Linked DNA regions of Homo sapiens: region 1 is linked to region 2. The links are chromatin loops, found by intact Hi-C in ENCODE. Cell type or tissue: dorsolateral prefrontal cortex. All regions are shown on one strand. Links, peaks and the distances in the headings refer to the core of each region. The heading gives the core; the rest is flanking DNA. Region 1 overlaps PTPRK (protein tyrosine phosphatase receptor type K). Region 2 overlaps PTPRK (protein tyrosine phosphatase receptor type K).

Evidence for each region. Hi-C counts contacts between places; a loop is a spot of excess contacts. Peaks named below come from ENCODE experiments on the same cell type or tissue, not always from the same donor. Only the 100,000 strongest peaks of a DNase experiment are listed, where the experiment ranks them.
Region 1: it touches region 2 in a loop (2.4-fold over the local background); 1 of 110 quality-filtered maps calls a loop at or near these places.

The regions. Positions count from the first base shown.
Region 1 is chr6:128,411,507-128,414,324 of GRCh38, forward strand. All of the region lies in intron 1 of PTPRK (protein tyrosine phosphatase receptor type K), which reads right to left. Among named protein-coding and RNA genes, the nearest start is that of PTPRK, 110 kb to the right of the region's middle. In dorsolateral prefrontal cortex, for the core only: no CTCF peak of the experiment used is centred there; a DNase peak (open chromatin) is centred at 1,315.
Region 2 is chr6:128,313,784-128,316,601 of GRCh38, forward strand. All of the region lies in intron 3 of PTPRK (protein tyrosine phosphatase receptor type K), which reads right to left. Among named protein-coding and RNA genes, the nearest start is that of PTPRK, 210 kb to the right of the region's middle. In dorsolateral prefrontal cortex, for the core only: no CTCF peak of the experiment used is centred there; no DNase peak of the experiment used is centred there.

The DNA.
Region 1 (2,818 bases), core at 42-2,541, 98 kb after region 2:
CTATTCTCTACATATTGACAGCTTCAAGCAGATATAAGTAGCAGCAAATTACAATACGTGCCATTTGGAATGCAGTTTTACAATTATAATCTTTAGCTGCATTACATTCACAAAACTCAGAAAGGCTTTATGGATCTCAAAGGGGACTAATGAAAATATTTGGTCAGAACACAAATGAAGTGTAAAGCCAATAGCTATTTTTAAAATACAAAAATTACTTAACACAGTTCACAGCACACAGTAAATACTACGTAAACAATAGGGCTTTTTAAATTTATTTAAAAGATCACATATATTCCCAAAAACCAGAAGTAGTAAGTGCTAATATTTTGGTTTATATTTATTTCTAGCCTTTCCCACATTATACTTTCTTATAATTTATTGATGATATTTGGAAAAGTCACCTCTTTTTGAAAATTTGCAGTCTCAAATATTTTGCTAATGATCTAAATCTAGTAATTTTACAATTGATGCTACTGGGCCTTCTAAGTATAAATTCATAATGTCTAAATAATACTGTTTGTTTTCCTCTGTATGTGTGTAAAATTATTTAAATCCATAAAAAATTCTAAAACAATATTAGTAATGGTGATATGGAGCAGATCTTAATTTATTAGTGCTCTTTCTATGAGATGGAGTGTTAATTTGCTGGTAAATTAATATCTCTTTCCAATCATCTTCAATGCTACTTCCAATACAGGATATTCAGCAGCCATTGATGGCAGAGTGGCGACAAGCCAGGCAATGTTCTAAGCAATCTGAACAATTCATTTAATCCCCACACCTTGGTGGGGGGTACATTAATATGAAACAATTTATTTAATCCCCACAACAACCTAAAAAGTTGGGCATTATTATCATTCCCATTTTATTGATGAGGAAACTAAGGTAGAGAGAGCTTGAGTAATTTGTTCAAGGTCTCATTGCTAGTAAGGCACCAAGCCATAGTTCAAATCCAAGCAAAGCTGGCAGTTCCAAACTTCTTTTCAAATATGTACTGCAAGGGGAAGAGAAACATCAAACTTCAGGAGAAAGCCAACATGCTGGCCAGGTATCACCAAGTCGAAAATGCAAACTAGAATGGTAGGCCAGCAGCCTCATATGATAGGCCAGAGAACACTAGCATTCCTGCAATACAGGAAAGATCTCTGCAGAAAGAAGATACATTTTTGTACAAACTATGGCCAATGATAAGAGTTCTCTAAGGAAAGGCAGATTTCATGCTTCAGACACTCCACGTGGTAGAGTAATGGCTTCCGGTTGGCCCAGGAATCTCATAGACTTCTCAAGCCAGTGAATTTTAAGTAAGCTGTTGGCACTAATTCTCTTGCACTCCTTTCTCCCTATTTCTTCCCTTCACGAGCGGGAGGGAGGCATGGTCTCATTTCAGCAGCTGTGACTCAGCTGTCTACTCTACATGCCCACACTAGGAATTTGGACAACCCTTTAGAGATGCCATTTACAAGTGAGAAACTGTTGGGAGAACAAGGATGTGTGCCTCTTTCAGTTAGCATCTCTTTTGTGTAATAAATATTTTTAACCTAGTTTATTTCAGCATCTACAACCCATATATTTCCTCAGGAAGGGCATTTAGTTTACTAGAACCAGCTATTTGAGAATATCTGTATTTAAGCCCGCCTACATATCCCTAAAGCAGGACAAGGCAATTATATTCTAAACTGTCTCCTACAGAGTTCAAAGCAATCCCACAAAGGAAGAGAAAGGAAATATCAAGGGTATCTGTCAAGTGTCTGTCTGCATAGAGTACTGCACAGACCAGGGCATAAGAGAACATTCGCTGGTCCCTTTCATGAATTCCATCCTACTTTTCAAGGAAAACGCAGAGCTCTACTTATTCTAAATGATCATTTATTTAAAATGAAAAAAAAAAATCAAATGTGAGGAGTTGCGAAAGACTCCCAAGCCCACTTAGTACAATTCTCCACCCAGTATAGGAATGTCCTCTAGAGTCTCAAGACAGATGGCCTCTCTGCATCTGCTTGGATATTTTTCATACTCTTCATCTTAAGAAAGGACAGGACTTCTGTGATATCAATGGTATTCCTCCGTGGTGTCTTTGAAATCACTGGACTATTCAGATGGAATGGCACGGCACATTTGAGAAATTAGATCTTTCCAAAGGCTACACCCTATTGAATGTAACATAACCACTGGAAATCGGAATTGAGAATGACTTTAAGAATCATTTAAGCACAGGTCACCACAATCTAGGTCAGTTTAGTAAGAAGTCCACGGGTGTATAAATGTGATGCCTACCTAGAATGATCACTTTATAAGGATTACCTTCCTATACTGACCCAACTTTTCAAAACATGGTTTTATTTCTGTTGCCTTTTTCTTACTCAAACCAATGTCTACTTAAGTTTTCTCTTTCCTTACTATTTAATTGACCTTAATAACCCTATTAAAAAAAGACTAACAGTAGTTAATAAATCACTAAAAGAAAAGAGAAACTATAGTACTGGGATTCTGATAGCTCATGGGTCACAACTGGGAGAAAAATAAAAGTAGATTCATTCAGCCCTTAAGAAGGACTGAGTAGAGCAACAAATTCCCTGTGATACTCCCCAAACTCTAAGGCACAATCCTATTCATCCTAAATATACTTATAATAGTAAATAGATACTCACAGAAAAAGTCCACATTTTCTCCAACTCCTAGTATTAGAGTTTCAGAACCTGAAGGAATGTCAAGATTTTACCTGAATCAGCTCCCTATCTCCAGGTAGGAAAGGTATCATAGCCTCCTTTCACACCCCAGATTCTCTAAGGTTAACTGAGTTTCTCAGACTCATAGT
Region 2 (2,818 bases), core at 89-2,588:
AATTACCGTTATCAAGACCAGACACAATCAGAGCTGTGAGTAAACAGTAAAAAAGACTAAAGAAAAATATAAATGGGAAGCACGTACAAGATGAGACTAAGAATGAGTAAATAGGGTCCCTTGATAAAAATTATCTGAAAGCATTAGGATTCTTTCCTCAGATTGCAAAGCTCACATAACTGGAATCTACCCATCTCATCTTGAAAAAGGTAACCTTTGACCTCTGTATCTGTCTCTGTCCCTCTGCAATGCCAATTTCCTTCCATATTTAGGTCCTTGGTTTTTTTCTGTCTCTAAGGTATTTCCCCTGATCTCTGCATGCCTAGTTCGTTTTTGTCATTCAGATCTCCAGGTGACAGTTCTTCCTAGAACACCTGGTCTAATGCAGTTTCTAAGACTTCTGCTTTCATATTTTTTAAATTTTAATTATTTCTTTAGCACTTGTTGTATTCTAATCTTTTTCTCATTTATTTATCTGGATTTTCTCCCCCACTGGCTCTGACCCCTAGAGTAGAATTCCTGGGACTATAGGAACCTTGAAACTTATTCAGCACTGTCCAACCCCAGCACCCAGAAGGGTGCCTGGCATGGATTAGGTTGCTCAATAACCACTCACCAAATGGATAAAATAAATAAGTCAGTACAGCAGTCCTTCAGAGAGAAAGTGTTTCTGTTTTCTTCAGATCTAATTGGGTCCTATGCCTTCTTCAGGCTGGGAATTCCACTTCCCTTAAATGCTGTGAGTGATTCCCAAATCTTTTCAATTCTGTCTCTTTTCTACTTAACTAGCTCTAGTTGGTGTCTGTTATTTTTAAATAAGAGCTTTAAATAGACAATTTTGTGAACCTAATAAATCACAGTAGACTAGCTATCATCCCATATTGCAGGGACTGAAACTCAAGAAGTCCCACAACATAGTCACTCAGTGAGCAAGGAGGCCTTGACAGAATGGACATGAACATGTGATAATGGATATTAAACACAGGTCAAATGAGAACTAATCCAAACCTTTACCCAATATACAAAATGGCCTCTACTTTTTTCTCCACCACTATTTAAAAAAAAAAAAAAGGAGACCTTCTACTTCTAATTCTCACACTTCATGTCACAATGTCTAATATACGTATCAGAAAAACAATTATTTGGTTCTCTTTATTGTTCTGCTTACAATGGGTCTCACTCCAACCCCCCAAGACATAGAAAGAGGGGGTTAAATGAAAGAAAAAAACAAACAAACAAACAAAGGAACAACAACCAAAAACAAAACACAGAAATTCATCCTGGTATTTATGGAGCTAAATTGACTTCATCTCTTTGTAAGCCTTACATTACTAAAGTTTACAACCAAACCAAAAGTGTCTTTTAATAAATATAAGCCCAGAGAACCATGGTATCTGTTTCTAATTATTATATTTGTGATGTTGTTGCAAAATGCCAGGATCTAAAGATATTTAAGCTTGAACCAAACCTTGTCTCTAGGTACTAGACATTTTTCATTCTTTATTATTTTATTGAATTATTACTTGGTATAAATTTGACTATAGACCTTATTTTTAAACATAAAATGTGAACTGATTTACTGCTTCTAGAGGGCTGAGAAGAATGATTTTTTAACAGATCATTCAAAGAATATTAAGAATCTAATTCTCATAAGGGAATTCCAGTGGTGTGTGCAATGATTATTTATAACTAAATGCAGAAATAACATGTAGTAGCTAGTTTTATAATGATAGTTTTAAGAACACCTTTTGAAAATCAAGACAGCTAAAATTAACTATAAATTGTCCACTAGATTACATGAGTAAAATTTAGTGTCCAAAGTTTGTTTTCGTTTATATTCCAACCCCACTAACAACAGAATAATTAGATTCTATGTAATATTATGTAATGAATAATAAAATTGAAAAGACTACAAATGTCTGACATTTGCTGTATATTTCCTTCTTCCCACATTCTCTCAAATGAAAAATGTATTTGTTTTCTAAGAATTGAAACTGAAATCACCACAGCACAAAAGTTAAATTTTAGATAAAAAACGTATTCGTTTTTGTTTGTCCCTTATAACACCAATATTTTGTTCACATATTATATACACACTGAAGTGAAGAAAAATAAGTCTTTGAAATGAAAATGGACAGAGTTCACACAAAAATTCAAGTTGTTCAAAAACTGGAAAGCCCTAAAAACTAGACCAATTCCAATTAACTATCAAAGTCAGCAGACAACATAATTGAAGACAAAAATAATTTTAAATTGTTATCTATTTGTCATGTATTATATGAAACAGTATAGCATTGTCAGAAACATCATTAAACTGATTAGACGGAAATGGTTCTCACATTTATCTGCCTGATCAATGTACGCTAAATAATTAATAAAGAAGTATGCAAAACAAGAAATCAGAAATGTATTTTTTCAGATTCAGCAAACCAAAGTGAGTGCTAGTTGAGAACATAAGCAAAGAACTGGTATCTCTTCCACTGCTCCTTTTAGCATCTGTCTTCCTCATTCCCCTTAGATAAAACAAACTCCTAAGTAAGAAAAAATCATGCATTGAACAAACAATGCTTATTTCTCCTGACCGCTCATTATTTTTCAATCAGTTACTGAAAGGGAATTGGACTAATTTATGGAAATATTTCTCAAAAGAAACAATGAAGGGTACTGTGGCAGCTGCCACCACCCTACATAAAAGCAGGTATGACTGAGCAGAATGAAAAGAGGCTTGTCACAGATTTACATTAATTGTTCTGTTAACTACCAGGGCTCTTTTGTTCATCTGTTAAAATTTATTTACACAACCATAAGTTTCATCAAT